Regions from separate parts of the Mus musculus genome. Here all the other regions are linked to region 1. A link is a loop called in an ENCODE intact Hi-C map of the cell type or tissue named here. Cell type or tissue: left cerebral cortex. All regions are shown on one strand.

Region 1 (4,000 bases):
ACCATGTTTACTAATTGAGGCATTACATGTCCCCTTTCTCAGCACCTTTCCACACCTTTCTTAGACTTGGCAAACTGCTCAAGTTGAGTGGGTCATTGCTTCACTGCCCCAGCTTATTATAGAAATAGAAGAAAAAGAATTTTCTGGGCATCTCAGAAAGTTACCCTGCGATAGACTTGATAGTTCTACTTGAGAAATGTACCTCTGAGCAACACTGCCTGGAGACAGCACAGGGGCTCCATCTTTTCCTCTCTGGTACCATTTGCAGTCTTCAGGGCACTATTTATGACTTAAATAAAATCAGTAGTCTTAAATTGTATCCTTCAGTGACAGCAAGCATCTTAGCTATGAGGCTTTTTTTTTTTTTTTCTCTCCTACTTCCTGACTTAAGTTGATAACAGGGGACACAGCCATGCCTGTGCTTGCAGCCCAGACGCAGCCATAGCACCACCTGAGGGTGTTAGAAGGCAGGGTGAGAAAGCCAGACTGCACCAAGTCTTAAAGTACTAATAAAATTACTGCTATTGAAGAATTAAAATTGAAGCAGTTCTGGGGAGAGCAGCCTTAAGGTACAGCAAATGAGAATTATCCTAATTCTTTCATGAGTCCAGCACTGATATCATTTAACTCCTCTTTCAACAGTTGGGTTATTTAGTTGTCTGCTCTAGAAATTAATTTTGCAATGGCAACTGTAGCACTGGGGCGGACGGTTGAATTACTTGCACCAAAATAGAAATCATGTCCCAAATGTCATTTGATGACAACAGTAATTAACCTGGATCACACATCAGCTGTAGCAGCAAACATGACAGTCCTAGAATTGTTTAGAGATTAAAATGAGAATGTCAGTGGCAAGAAGACAGAGCACCATGTATTTTCACATGAGCTTTGCCTGCTTAACAAGCAGGGAGCAAACAGGCGAGGAATTTACTGTTTCCCGGGTGTGGCTGAACCCGTCTGTTTCTGTGCAGGCCTAGGTGAGCCTAGCCTTTTGTTTAATCTCACCTAATGCAGATGCTGATTTCTTTTCTTCTCCCCAGCTTCTCCTTTCATCGACTGTCTATCACGCACATGACATCACACCCCTAAGCCACGTGCCCTACGAGATCATGAAAAAAAAAATGGTGCCCATGAGACCTGTTTGTCATGCATTATGTTATTTTTAAGACATTCTGAATTTGGATATACAAATATTAAAAAAAATCCCAACTTCTGGCTATTTATAAACAGTGAGATGATTTCAGAATAACCAGCCTTTTATTCTGGTGTGCTGATGCTTGCCTTTGCTGAGGGGATCATTAGGAAGCCATGGTGTCCCCCAGTCACCCTCTCTCACTTATGTGGCCCACCTACCTTATAGCCATGTGTTGGCATGTGCCTAACACTTTGGTTCTAGGCACCAAAGGCAAATAAGAGAAGTAGCTGATTGTTCAATTTGTGTCGCTGACATAAGAAACCCCAAGCTGTAAGAGGTGGGGCACTTTGCCCATCCTTGTTGGTATGTTCCTAGTGTTTTGTAAGTGTTTACCGAGTTGATTGGGAATTCTGTTTAGAAGACTAGTCTGGCAGAGGTCTGTGGAATGCTTAAACATGCTGAACACCGGGGTAAGCCTCTAACCCACGGCCTGAAGACAGACTGTGAGGACACAGAGGAAGTTAGACAAAATGGGACCCTGAGGCACAATCTGAATGAAAGTCCATTGGACTGTGAAGGAGAAGAGGAAAGGGTGGCTCTGGAGCCTTAAGAAATAACAGTGTGAGGTTGGAGCAATGGCTCAGGGGTTAAGAGTGCTTGTTCTCTCATGAGGACCAAAGATTAGACCTCAGCATCCAGTCAGATAGCTCACAGCCCCCAGGGATCCAGTGCCCTCTTCTGGTCCCCGAGGGTACAGGCATGTGCATGCATGTGTGTACACACCCCCCCTCCCCCCACTCACCTATACGTACAGTCACATAGACATGCATACATAGAAGTACACACACATACTAAAAATAAGTCCTTTTAAAAAGCTCTAGTAAGCATTGCCAGTGATGCCGCTTGAGGGCTGTAGGTAGGTGCCACAGGGAGTCTTTGCCATTCCAGTTCCTTTTGGATGTGAAGGGAATCTGAGACTTGTTATATAAAATCAGTAAGGGCTAATGGCTATTCTTGGAATTTATTTCCTGTGTTTTAATCCCAGAGCAAAGACCATCAAGAATACAGTCTCTGTGAACTTGGAACTAACAGCAGAAGAGTGGAAGAAGAAATATGAAAAAGAGAAAGAGAAGAACAAGGCCTTGAAGAGTGTCCTCCAGCATCTGGAGATGGAGCTGAACAGGTGGAGGAACGGTGAGAGCGAGCGGAGTGGAGAGAAGGTTTCCTCCTTCCTGGGATGGCTGGCATCTTGGGGGACTCTTGGGAAAGGGGGGTGACTGTGGAAGTCAAGCCTTTCCAATTCCTGTGATGGCGAGTGTTTTATTATTTTGTTTTACTAAAGTTTTATTATTCCTGGCCACTGTGCCCCAGCTCATTCCATCCCGTGACCTGTGCACAGTGGGGTGGACCAAGTGACAGGGATCAGTTGCTCAATTAGTCTCTTTAAGTGTGTATATGTGCGTGTGTGGATTGAGGGGTGCACATGTGTGGGGAGGGGGTACATGTTTGTGTATGTATGTATGTGTAGGGGTGTACATGTATCTGGAGGTGTGTGTGTGTGTGTGTGTGTGTGTGTATAGGCTAGAGAATTGCTATGTGTGTTATCCCCCTCCTTTGCAACAGGCTTTCTCCTTTGCCTGGAGCTGACCCATTAGGTTAGACTAGTTCGTGTGCCCCATGGATCCGTCTGTCTCCACCTCCCCAGCTCTAGGATTACAAGCGCATGCCACCATGCCTGACATTTTTATGTGTCCTCATGGGATAGAACTCTGGTCCTTGCATTGAGCATCAAAGGCTTTCCCGAGAGAGCAGTTCCCCATCCTGGCTAGAGTCTGTTTCAGATGCTCTGTTTTTTCATGTTGCTGTCCTTCATTTCAGGGATCCTGGCTTCATGGTTACAGGAGAGCTTCTGAGACTTTTTTTTTTTTTTTCTAATACCAATTGCTTTGGCTAAATGAAAACTAGGATTTGCTTCAGTCTTGCCATTTACTTGTGGGTAAATGTCACCTCTGGCCAGAACTTGCCTTTTCTGACCTGCCTCACCATTCAGTTCCTCAGAGTGAGACATAGTGGGCTGAAGAAACCCTTTGCTAAGATGGACCCTGACAGGCCTGCTTCATGACCAGTTTTTCCGCCCCCTTCTTCAGTCTCTTTGGTTTGCTCTATAGGAGAAAATATCTCCTAGAGCTGGCGTGAAGCGGGTGGGTGGGTTGTGGGGGAGGTGTAAGGGGTGGCTTCCAGATTCCGGGCAGACATATTATTTTGGTGACTTTAGCATTATGACAGAGCTCAGACGGTAGCAGTCTCTTTTAATCTGGAAGCAAAGCAAGTTGGAGCTGTGTGTCAGAGGACGGCAATAGCTAGAAGTCATTTGTTCCTCAGATCCCTTGCTTCCCTGTGGTGTGTGTATTTCAGCAGCTACTGCAGCCTGTGGTGCCCTGAGAGAAGGGGCCTGGGGATTGCTGAGCTGGTCTGGAGGTAGCAGGGTCTGTTTGCAGCTGCGCAGAGAGCTGGAAGCCGATTGCTGGTGATGGTATTTGTTGCTGCTCCTTGCTAGTAAGGATTGGGTATCAACGAGCCACTTATTCACTTGAGAAGCAATTACGTGGCAAACAAGAATTCAAGAGAGGATCAAAATTTGACCCAGTAGCCTAAATAACAGGATTTTCTTCTCTTCGGAAGCATTTCTAGCTACACATGTGTTTCAAAAGGTGCTAGAATAATTGAATAACTCAGCACCTGAGCTGAATGATGATCCCTGCAGTTTGGCAGGAGCAGCAGAGTCGGGTGTGTGGAAATTGGGATGGGAGGTGGCTATGGGAAGCTTTGTGGTGGCTCTGGAATCCTTTCGGGTCAAATCCCTGT
Region 2 (4,000 bases), 91 kb before region 1:
AGATCTGGCTTATAATACACACACACACACACACACACACACACACACGCATGCACGCACTAAATGCTTTACCATACTAAACACATTACAAGTAATACTGCTCTTAATTTGTTAAAAAAAATAATCTGCAAGGCAATATTGCTATTCTAATGCCAGAGAATAGGAAACAGGGTCTGAAGGAAAGCAAATATCTGGCCACAGTGGCAGAGGAAGGACCCATGCTCAGCGGAGTTCCCCACTCAGTGTGCTTCCTACTCTGCACTCTGTCTTCAGATGGAGCAAAGGCAAGGAGGAATTCACTGTCTAGATGTAGTGATACAGAAAGGACCCTGGAACAATAAGTAAGGACAACCAGCTGCAGGCCATCTGGGAAATCCTTCTCTAGAAAGTCTTAGGATTGAAAGTTAGTGTTGACAAAGTCCAAATGGACACAGCTATGGACCAATGCATTCTCCCGGGAGGTGGGAATACATCAGGTTTCTTTCAGGAAACTTCGTACCACGAGGTTCCTTCATAGAGTTACAAAGCTTTAGACTCTAGGTTATTGTGCCAGAGGTAGATGCTAGGCTAACCCCAGTTCATGGCATAGACCTACCCTAATAGGTTTCAAACTCTTTGAAAACCCATACACCCTTATCTAAATTGGAGAATGTCATCCACAGACTGTTGGCACTTAGTTTGCTGATAGGTGGGAATGGATCTTGAGTAAGAACAGAGTCAGTACAAAGACCATTGTTCCTAAGGCAGTCCTAGCATCTACCTGTTCTCTGGCTTGGCAGTTTAGTAGCTTCTTGAATATAGCAAAGCAAGTTGTGCTCTTCTAAGCTCTTCATTTGTTTCAGTGGCTTTGGCCATGTTCCTATTATCTTCCATAGGGCCCCCGAGATACTTACTGATTGATGGATGGGAATGAACCAGTTCGGCAGGGCAAATGGCCCTGAGCCAATATCAGAAACAAAGCAGGACAAGTGGAATAGAAGAAGTCACAAGCAGTTAGAATCTGTTAGATTGTAAGCATGGATGTTATAGGAGAGGAGGGAGCCTACAGTAAGAAGAGAGACCTGTATGAGAACCTAGGCTTGTCTTAGATTTGATCTTCTATACAATCTGTTCATTTCTGCAGGATTCTAAACATCATTAGAAATTGATCTATGATTGCTTATAACAGAGCTCCTGTTTTCTTTCCCCCTTTTTCTTGTTTTTGTTTTCTTTTTCCTTTTTTCTTGTTTTTGATTTTGGGATTTTTTTGTCCCAAGTTGCCTTCTGAACGCTGGGATTCCAAGCATGCACCGCCACGCGACACTGAAATGTTCCTGACTTAGGACTCAAAAAACCGACTTCAACCCTCAAGCTCTAAAGTAGCATGCTAAATACGTGGGTGTGTGAATTTGTTTTCTGACTTAGCGTTGCAGTGATAAAATCCTTGATTTTGATCGGATGTGAACAATTTTGAATTACCTATGTTCAAGCATTTCCTTTATAACTGGCTTCCATGCAAATCTCATTTCCTTCCTGCTTTCCCTAGGACTCTTGCAAAAACTCTACAACACAGGGAAACGCTCTGTGGCTGTTCAGTTGTACACTGTGCTGATAAGTATTTTTCCTTTCAGGAAAAGATGTGACCTGGTTTTTTATAGAGTTTAGCTGGGAATATTAACTATGACTTCCATTCTGTTCTTGGCTTGTGGAGCCCCATCAGTCCTGCAGTTCCCGGGGGTCCTCTCAAGCTAATCCAAGCCTTGCCCTCCCACCTGCAGGTAGAGTGGCGACTACAAGTCCCGGGATGCGCCGCGCTTACACCCAGGGTGAGGCGGATCTCTGCAGTGACGTCACCGTGCCGAGGCGGGGCAGAGGGGCGGGCCTGGAGGTGCCGGAGCACGGTGGTGCTGATGCAGGATGGCTGAGCGCGACCGAGCCCGGGAGGTCTGAGCCGGGCGGGGATTGCTCCCTGAGCATCGCCTAGTCCGCCCGCCTCGTGGTTGCGGGCAGGTGGGCCGGGGGCGCAGGACCGGGCTGGAGGTCAGCAGCAGGGCGGCCCACCTGATACGCTGCTCTCCTTCCCGGCGGCGGAGCTGCGGGGCGTCCAGCGCAGGCTTGAGATGACCTGCTGAGAAGCTGCGGGAGGCGGCCTAGCAGCGGGCAGCGGTTGGTTCGCGGCCTCCTCGGTGGCGCTGCCCAGCCGGGCCCCCCACCCCATCCCTGTGCCCCCTCCTGCTGCGGCCCGAGATGGCGGATCCAGCCGAATGCAGCATCAAAGTGATGTGCCGGTTCCGGCCCCTCAACGAAGCGGAGATCCTCCGCGGGGACAAATTCATCCCCAAATTCAAAGGCGAGGAGACGGTGGTGATCGGGGTAAGTGGCCTTGGTGTCTTGCCCCTCCTCCGGCTTTGCACCATAGCCTGAGTGGGGATCTTCCGGACGCTACCTCCGACATCCCAGCGGGGCTGGGTTCGCGGGTGGATCGTAAAAGAGCCCTTGCCTGGTGACTCCCCCGCGGCGGTGGTGGCGCGGGGCGGCGGGGGAGTGCGAGGTCCGCCATTGTTCGCGGGTGGGGGCTCGGGTGGGCCTATTGTTCCCACTCTAGCCGCCGCGTGGGCAGTGTTTAGGCTTGCCAGCAAGTAGGGATGCCCAGGTCTTGGTCAAAAGTGTCAGCTCCACAACCCACAGATGCATCCAGGCATTCCAGGGTTCGATTTGTCTCAAGACCTTAGTCAAAAAGGTATGGAGGAAAGGTGCAAGAAAAACAAAATCTCCTGGGCCCTCCATAGGCGGTTTCACCTTGCTCTCTTGTGGAAGGTGAGGAGTGCTCTTGGTGTCTCTGGGAGGTCTCTTATGTTTCCTGCTTCCTATCATCCCAATTGTCCTGGATTTGTGCTTTCTGTGGACTACCCCCACCCCCACCAGGTCCTTTCTCCCTAGTGTCTGCAGATAGACTCATATGCTTCGTTCTAGATGGAGAGCAGATTCTCGAATCTGCTAAGAGAGGGAGTTCCCAAATAACCCTCTGTATCAAGAGCAGAAGTTACTTAAGCAAATCCAGAGTCTCCCTTTTGATCACCTTTCCCCACCTTTCCTCCCACAGTGTTTTCCCCAACTTAGCTCCTTCTCTGCAGCCTGGCTACGGGGAAAGGGAGGGAATACTCCCTTACAGTTCTTAAGGGAGTACACCAAAGGAAATAAACTAGTTTTGTCCGCGCCCCCTTTCTTAACCTGCTCTCCCTAGAGTGTGTGTCTCATGGTGCCCTCTTTGTATTCGAGCCGCGTGGAGAGGGACTGAGTTAATGCGAGCCTCTAGGTCCCCACTGATACGTTCCTGGCATCCCGCTCCAGGCTGCTGATGCAGCCTTCCCGTCTCCAGCATTGATTAAGTGATGTCATCTCCATCACTGAGCATGCTCGGACTACCCCCTCCCCCCCATTCCCCCAGTGACTGTTGTATTTAGGTCAAGTGATTGACAGGTGACAGCTTTCTGGGTGTATAGCTAGAGGACACCTAGCCTTTTTCAAGAGCGAACCCTGCGGTTCTTCACTTAGTCTGTCCCCAACATCTTTGGCAAGGTTGTCTGCTGCAGTCGCTGCAAAGGTCTTGGACCAGCAGATGCTAGTCATATTTTCCACCATCCTGGATTAGAGGCCAAGCCCTGGCCTGGGGGCTTCGTCTTGTATTATGTTTAAGAAGGCTCCTCCCACTCCCTGCAGACTATGATCTTTTTCCTTCCCGTTTTCAGTTATAGGAAAACGCAGACCTCTGAATACTCTGGATGAGCAACCACTTATTCTGATATCTGACCTATGGGGAAGGGCAGGGATTTCCTCCTCTGTGCTTAGGGTTAACCTGCAGAAAAGCTGTACACTACAATTATTGATGAGGGAATTCTATACTTAATGGCATATATGGGTTAGTGAGATAGCCATGGCAGCCTGGAGCTAGGGTTACAAGTAGACTGAGATCCCATCATTGTCTGATCTGCTGTTTCCTCAGTGAGGTGTGGTTCAATTA
Region 3 (4,000 bases), 69 kb before region 1:
ATTCTTGAGAGAATAGTTCTTCTAGTGTTGCTGTTTTCACTTTCCCTTTTGTTTTTAGGTACCATTATTTATTCTACTAAGAAACCCAAGAAATAATTCAGGTCACAGCTTAGCACACAGGCTCAGAGATACATAACTGACGTGCTGGTTTCATGAAATGACACTAATATTCCCTATTGTCTGTCTCATGCACGCTTTGTGAAGAATGCTAGTTTTCTTAGGATTATTACTGACATGATGAAACACTGTCACCAAGAGTGGGTTGAGGAGGGGAGGGTATTTGGCTTACATTTCTACATTGTAGTCTATCATTGAAGAAAGTCAGGGCAGGAACCTGGAGGCAGGAGCCAGTGCAGAGGCTGTAGTGGTTTGAATAAGAATGGTTTTAGCACCAGGGACTGGCAGGATTGAGAAGGATTGGGGGTTGTGGTCTTATTGGAGGAAATGTGTTACTGCGGGTGGGCTTTGAGGTTTCAAAAGCCTACTCCACGCCCTCTCTCCCTCTTTGCCAGTGGATCAGGGTGTAGCCCTTAGCTATTTCTCCAGCACCATGATGCCATGCCTGCCACCATATTCCTGGCCATGATGATAATGGACTAAGCCTCCAAAACTGTAAGTGAGCCCCAGTTAAATGCTTTTCTGTATAAGATGTGGTCCTGGTATTTCTTCATAGCAATAGAACAGTGGCTAAGACAGAGGCCATGGAGGAATGCTGCTTACTGACTTGTTCTCCATGGCTTTCTCAGCCTTTTTTCTTATAGAACCCAGGACCACCAGCCATCCACAATGGGCTGGGTCCTCTCCCATTAAGAAAATGCCCTACAGCTTTGTCTGCTTATAGCTCACTTTTCTGGAGGCATTTTCTCAATTGAGTCTCTTTCCTCTCAGATAACTATTGCTTGTATCAAGTTGACATAAATGTAGTCTGGATACTGGTTATGACCTAAGGAATGATTTGCAAATCAGCACATAGCAGGTGCATGTATTGGAATATTGGGGTTTATAGATCCCTGTCAAGTACTAGATTTCTCATGATGCCTTTGAAGGGCCAGAAAATATCAAAACTCTTCTCTGTCTCTGTCTCTGTCTCTGTCTCTGTCTCTGTCTCTGTCTCTGTCTCTGTCTCTCTCCCTCCCTCCCTTTCTCTCTCTCTCCTATTAGAAGGTGAACCTCTTTTAGCATGGAGATATAGAAGCTTTCAGGCATCTGGAGTAAAAAATACCCTATAAAAAGCAATTCTGTCCAATCTGGCTAATTTACTTGAAACAGAATGGGCGGATTTATGTTAAATGTCACCACCAAACCATCTGTTGGTTCAGTGGTTCTCAACCTTCCTAATGCTGGGACCCTTTAATATAGTTCTTCATGTTGTGTTGACCCCCAACTATAAAATTATTTTTTTTTTGCTACTGTTATGCATTGTAGTGCAAATGTCTCTGTTTTTTGATGGTCTTAGGCAACCCGTGAAGGGGTTGTTTACCTGCAAAGGGGCCGCAGTCCATATGTTGAGAGCCACTGTATGAGATGCATATGGATGTAGGTCTTTGATAGGGTAGCTCATGAGATGCCTCTCTGTGGTAGGCAGAATAATGGTCTCCATACATATTTAATTCCTAACCCAGAACTGGATTATGTTATGTTCCCTTTTGAGAAAACATTAAGATTGCAGATAGAATTAAGCTGATATCTAGCTTACTTTCAAGTAGATTACCATGGTTACCTGAACCGTTGTGAGGAGGAAATGAGGGCCACCATCGCTTCGAAGATAAAAGAGGGGCCTAGAAACTGTTAAACCATTGCTGTGAAGATAGAGGGGGGCCTAGAGACTGTCAAAGAGAAGGAGGAAGTAGCCCTCTAGAGCCTCCAGAAAGAAATGCTGTTGTGATGATACCTTGATACTAGCTCAGCAGGACCTGGGCCAGACTGTGGACCAGTGTGTAAGACCCGAACTATAAGATCATAGATTTGTGGTGTCTGTGTGTGTCTGTGTAGGCTAGCGGTCAACCTTGGGTCATTTCTTAGGAGCTATCTACTTTGTTTTCTGTGACAGGATCTGTTACTGGCTTGGAACTTACCATCTAGGCAAGGCTGACTGGCCAGTAAGCCCCAGGGATCCTCCTGAGTGATGGGGTGACACATACATGCCCCATGTCAGCGTCTAAGGATCAAGCTTTGGTCCTCGGCTCAGATGATTACTTTGAAGCTCTGGATGTGTGGTAACTTGTTACGCTGCAATGGGAAATGAGTACCGTCTGCCACTGCTTTGTATTATATCTTTCATAAACCAAACGCATGTTTATTTACTAGAAATGAAAATGAGATGAGAGAACAGTACTGTTTTGAAGAATTCGTTTTTACCTTAACGACCAATAGCCACCATTCAGACATCCCTGTGTGGTGGGAGTGTCCGTGTGTGTGCCTTGCTGGTGCAGTAGGGAACTATACTAAACGTCTGCGTGTGAGATGGCGAGGTAGTTGGTTTAAGAATTGAAAATTGCTGATCTATGTACTTTTTTTTTTTGACACAGTGATGTTTAAAACTTAAAAATGGAATCATGTGACAAAGCATAGAAAGCCTATATCTTACTGTCCCTGCTTTGATTTTATTTCTGATTCCAGACTGCTTTATGGTTAAGTTTCCCTGCAGTCTGAGCTCGTGGGCAGACACAGATGAAATAGGCAAGAGGCTTTGTGACTCTGTTGAAGGAGGTCTGAGGCCTGCATTGCTTGTAAGCAGCAATCTGGACAGTTCATGTTCCTCACCTGCCTTCCCATAGGCTCCGTAGCAGTGGGGTCAACAGAGTGGCCCAAGCCGTGGGGATCTCTTCCTCCAGAACCCCGAGATCGATTCCACTCTCTCCCACACCCCGTGCATGGTTCCTGATCTCGTGACTGAATGGAGGCAGCACTCTACATAATCACTGTGGACACTTGGTCTGAGTACCCCGTTCCTCATCGTCTTACTTTGAGCTCACAGTCCAGTGGTCTGGGCCTGCACGGGATGCCTTTGTTATCTGTGATGGTTTCATGTGAGTCCCGAATAAGCTCTCTGTTCACCCCAAATTTTCTAAATCAACTCTTAGAATATTCTTTCCGAGGCAGATGGCTGAGGCAGGCCCCTGTGTGTCTTTCCCACCTCAGGGGCACCTTTGGCTCTTTGCAAGCATCCTGCCTCCTTTCTGACAGTGACTGTCACTGTGAGATGACATTTGCATTTAGTCATTTCCATAGCAACCTGGAGCAGGGAATGACACTTCTGCTTTCTAATTATAAACTGGCTTTGGGAAAGGACTTAACAAACATTCAGTTGGTTCTTTCTCAGTAGATCCAGAGATGCTTGGTAACAGTGAAATGGAGCTCAAATTTACAGACTTGGGAGGAAGTGATCATTTCAGAGGCCGCTATGGCTCATGGTGGAGGGAAGTACAGGTGTTGGGTAGCAGCAGGGCACTTGGTGAGGATAGGGTACGGCAGGGAGCTTGGCTGGAGATGAAATGTCTCCTGTTCATGGCTGGTTCTGAACGGGTTTCTTTGTATTATAAGATGCAAACCAAACCAAACCAACTCCATGTTGCCAAACTGCAATAGAAAGTAAAAGTGAGTAATTGCTGACATGAAGCTGACCAGAAAAGACACGGACTATAGTTTGAGGTGATTATTACAAAAGGATGTATGTGGTTAGAGGCATCCAGTGGAGCCATTCATATGAGTGCACTTGTTTGTAAATTAAAAATAAATCAGTATGAAGATGCTTTCCTCCTGGGTAATAACACATTTGTCTGTCTACAGATGTGGGGGATGGGTTTGAATGCCTCCTCTGTCCCTTTTCCACGGACGTCAAAATCCACAGTCGAGTTCCTTACATGCAAGGGAAGCATCTATGCAATCCTTCTGCATACCTGAAGTTATCTCTCAGCTGTTTACACATACTAATGGAAGTGCTCGGAAACTAGTTGCTATTCTCTGTTGCTAAGGGAATAATGGCAAAAAGCCTACATGC
Region 4 (4,000 bases), 140 kb before region 1:
CATGGTGCAGAAGGAGCTGAGAGTCTGAAGGAGGCTAGCAGAATACTGGCGTCCAGGCAGCTGGGATGAGGGTCTTAAAGCCCACACCCACAGTGACACACCTACTCCAACAAGACCACACCCAATAGTGCCACTCCCTAGGCAGAGCATGTACAAACCATCACAGTCTGTCTGAGAGGTCTGTTCACATGCTTCTTCTGTGGGTTTAATTTCTCTTATAATGAAAGAGACTAAGCATCTTTTCACATTTAAGGTACACTTTATGCCCCCTTACCTATTTTCTGTTGCTCTCTTCACCTTTTACGTGGCACAATGTTCTTAATATGTGTACATTGTGACATATCTCAGCACAGTCATCCTCTTTATAGCTACATATTATATGTAATATCATTTTTAACTGATGTGTTGAGGGTTTCGGATCATTTACACCGTTAGCATAATGCTACTATAGACATGTGTATCTGTTTCTGACTGTGTTAATTAAGTTTTTGAAGACTCCTCGAGCTCTTTCTAGCCACGAGCAAACCATATTACATTGTTAGCATTGATGTACAAGATTTCCAATTTCCCCATGTCCTTGCCAAGATTTACTTTAAAAAAAAGTTATGGCCACTATGGGTTTAATTTGCATTTCCCTGATGAGTAATGAAATTTAATACACTTAATGTGCTTGCTGGCTATTTTTGTGTGTTCTTTGGAGAAAGGTCTGTTGCGTGCTTTTTTTTTTTTTTTTTTTTTTTTTTTGGTTAAATTATGGGAATTTTGTCTGTTCGCTGAGACAAGATTTATCATGTAGCGTAGCCTTAGTTTGGCCTCAAATTTAAGGCCATCCCATGTCAGCTTCCTTAGTGTTGGCTCACAGGCTCTGGCGGAAAGTTTTATGTCAATTTGACACAAACTAAAGTCATTTGAAAGGAGGGACTTCAATTAAGAAAATACTTCCATAAAGTCTGGCTAAAGCCAGGCCTGTAAGGAATGTTCTTAATTAGTGGTTTATCGGAGAGGGCTCAGTCTATTGTGGGTGAGGCCGGCCACTCCTGGACTGGTGGTCCTGGGTTCTATAAGAAAGCAGGCCTAGCCAGCAGCAGTGGAAGTGCACATGTCATTAATCCCAGCACTAGGGAGGCTTCTGCAGTCTGAACTTGTTAGAGGCCAGCCTGGTCTACAGTGTGAGTTCCAGGACAGCCAAGGCTACACAAAGAAACACTGTATCCAAAAAAAGAAAAGAGAGGAGAGAGAGAGAGAGACGGAGATAGAGACAGACAGAGAGATGCAAGCAAGCAGGTTGAGCAAGCCCTGAAGATCAAACGAGTAATCAGCACCCTTCTATGGCCTCCGTATCAGCTCCTGTTTCCAGGTTCCTGCCTGGTTTGAGTTCCTGTCCTGACTTCCTTGGATGATGAACAGTGATATGGAAGTGTAAGCCAAATAAACCCATTCCTCCCCAGCTTGTTTTTTGGTCATGGTATTTCATTAGCAATAGTAAGACTGGCTAAGGCACAGGCCTCTGCCCGCACACTGGGCTCTGTGACAGTCCATCCTACAACGCATTCTAGATCCTCATGGGTCATATACCCTCTCTGCAGCTTGCATTTTCCGTTCCTTGAGAACATCAATGCCCAAGTCTTCAAATTCGAAGTTTAGCTTATTATCATTGTTGTGGCTTGTGCATTTGGGTCCCATTATCTAAGAATACACTATCAAAGCCAAGGGCACGGAGATTTCATCCAACGGCTTTTAGTCAGATTTTTGTGGTCATCGGCTCTCCGCTTATTGATCTGTTTGGATGAGTTTTGCCTAAGGTGTAAGAACAACTTCATTGCCTGTTATACAGGTTTCCCAGCCACAAGACTCCCCAAGCCTCACCTCTGGACAGAGAGTGAGGTGCCTGCCCTGACCCCTTTCCTCTGGGGTTCCTACAGGTCACCCATTCCAGCCCTCCTCAACCTTTGGGTTCCATTAGTGAGCCTGGCAAAAACACGGCCTCTGCCCTTGCTCTAAAAGCTCTGGCCCCGGTCCTTCATCCTGCAATGTCTCCCACACCCCCATCAGCTGAGCTGTGTTCCTGCTACTGACATGGTGCCAAGGCTTCGGGAACCCGTGCCAAGAAACCTTTTGTGCTAATTTCTATTCACGGTGCCATGCACACCTAACCTTGAGGACATCTGTGGAGCATATGTTCTCCCCAGAGCTGGCGGCCACACAAGAGCACTCCCGGGAGAAGACTGTTCAAATGTGGGTGCTGGGTACCCAGACCCTGGGCTTGTCGAGGACCGTGGTCAGTTCTTCCTTGCTGGTTTGGTTCTCTTCAGAGTTTCAGCCTCTGGCAGAGAAGAGAGGCACAGGACTCCGTGTAGGCTTGCTGCCTCTCCGGCTACTGCAGCCTGAGAACACTGTGAACTGTGCCTGTGCCTCACAGATGTTGTCAAGCTGTATAAACTAAGGCAAATCTCTCTTCAGTCCTCTCACCATCCACCTCCCCCATAGAGCCTTTCAGATCCTGATGTGTGTGCCATTTTCCAGCCTGGGTTCCCCTCAGCTTCCTTTGTCCCATTTGTGTGTATACAAGCTAGACCAAGATGCAAAAGATCCAGGGCCCCCAGTCAAGCTGCTCATGCCCCAAATGTGTGACGGCTGAAGACCATGCAGATTATACAGCTCCTGATGGCAGTGGCCAATGTAGAGGAGCCTTTCAGAATCCCACTTCATGACGTCATCTATTAACCCCCACCTTTCGTTTTCGCAGGGAAAGAGAAGCTCTGCTGTGTGGGTTCCTAGAGAGGCCCCCATGGGGAAGTGTCGCTCTGCAGACACACCAGTCAGGCAGAGGCCACCTCATATCCCTTTCCTTAGCTCAGGACCGAGATACCTTTCACCTGCTCTAACCACCGCAGGGCCACAAAGCAGAGAACTAAGGACAGCCCCAGACCCCGCTCTAGGGGGATGATTCACACTAGCAGGTCTAGGGCTGCGGGCCTTGCCCCACCCACCACACCGTGCAGAAAGGCAGGCAGTCCAAGGAAGGCTCTAATTAGGCTTTCTCCCTCTCCTGGCTTCCCAGAGTCCTTATATGATACCAAGCCCCCACCCCCACCCCTAGGTCCCCACCCCCTGGGATCCACAGGCCCAGTAAACTTCGTTTTCTTTGTAGTCATCTCTGTGTTTATGCATCTTTCCAAACCAGTCTAGCACTGTAAGAGTACCCTGATTTGGGGGGTTCATCTTCACACAAGACTCCGTGACATTCTGTATATTGCTCTGGGCAGTCAGCAAGAGCTGGTATTCAGTCTGTTTCTGTGGGCTGAGAAGACTTCCTGACACCCCCACCCCCACCCGCTTCTCACCATTCCACTTCTCTGACTTCCATTCACCCAGTATCCTTTCTGTGTGTCTGCAGACCTGGTGCATCTGGAGGAGGGGCACTGTCACTGGCTCTGACTCATTCTTCCAGCAGTCGCCTGGAACAGCAGCCAGTGGTCAGCCAAGCTGTGCTCTCAACTTTCACCTGCCCAGCTCACATACACCCCTACATGCCAGCAAAGAAATGACCAGTAACTAACTACATTGAGCTCTTCCCTACCAGTCTCTTGCTTGTAAATCGGGGGTTAGGGGTGGGGCTCACATTTTCCAAGAGAGATAGATGTTCCAAGACTCTATCCATGTCTCGGAATCCCTCAGAATCCCCTGGAGGACTTGTGAAAACACTAGTGGCTGGACCCCAGCCGCAGAGACTCTGCTGTAGGAGATCTGAGATCGGATGAGGAGTTTCATTTCTGCCATGCTCCAGGTGATGCTCATGCCAGCGGCCCATGGACCACCCTTGAAAGCCATTGCTCTGGCCGTGTGCCCTCAAGACCCCACCCATCCTTGAGATACCCCTAGCCCCTGGCTCTGTTCTGATGAACAGGGTCCTGAGCTTTCTGGAGAGAGTGGTTCTTGGTGAGGATCGTTTGGTTTCCCGGAAACAATCCTTATGTTCTATTCTGCAGAGCCTGATGGC

The links. Hi-C counts contacts between places; a loop is a spot of excess contacts. Peaks named below come from ENCODE experiments on the same cell type or tissue, not always from the same donor. Only the 100,000 strongest peaks of a DNase experiment are listed, where the experiment ranks them.
Region 2: a loop joins it to region 1, with 2.1 times the contacts of the local background. A loop is called at or near these places in 9 of 42 quality-filtered maps.
Region 3: a loop joins it to region 1, with 2.2 times the contacts of the local background. A loop is called at or near these places in 2 of 42 quality-filtered maps.
Region 4: it touches region 1 in a loop (1.9-fold over the local background); 2 of 42 quality-filtered maps call a loop at or near these places.

Annotation. Positions count from the first base shown.
Region 1 is chr2:49,708,540-49,712,539 of GRCm38, forward strand. Kif5c (kinesin family member 5C) reads left to right here. Exons shown (of 26, transcript NM_008449.3): 11 at 2,181-2,329. Among named protein-coding and RNA genes, the nearest start is that of Gm46738, 37 kb to the right of the region's middle. In left cerebral cortex, a CTCF peak has its summit at 1,878 (motif pointing left); DNase peaks (open chromatin) are centred at 1,929, 3,380 and 3,963; H3K27ac peaks cover 2,172 bases.
Region 2 is chr2:49,617,436-49,621,435 of GRCm38, forward strand. It overlaps Kif5c (kinesin family member 5C), which reads left to right and starts at 1,851. Exons shown (of 26, transcript NM_008449.3): 1 at 1,851-2,352. The coding sequence starts at 2,227. In left cerebral cortex, a CTCF peak has its summit at 1,776; DNase peaks (open chromatin) are centred at 1,838, 2,558, 2,933, 3,317 and 1 more place; H3K4me3 peaks cover 2,476 bases; H3K27ac peaks cover 2,203 bases.
Region 3 is chr2:49,639,738-49,643,737 of GRCm38, forward strand. The region is part of intron 1 of Kif5c (kinesin family member 5C); the gene reads left to right. Among named protein-coding and RNA genes, the nearest start is that of Kif5c, 22 kb to the left of the region's middle. In left cerebral cortex, no CTCF peak of the experiment used is centred here; DNase peaks (open chromatin) are centred at 2,298, 3,254 and 3,909; H3K27ac peaks cover 1,139 bases.
Region 4 is chr2:49,567,935-49,571,934 of GRCm38, forward strand. No RefSeq gene overlaps it. Among named protein-coding and RNA genes, the nearest start is that of Kif5c, 49 kb to the right of the region's middle. In left cerebral cortex, no CTCF peak of the experiment used is centred here; DNase peaks (open chromatin) are centred at 2,143, 2,392, 2,637 and 3,507; H3K27ac peaks cover 990 bases.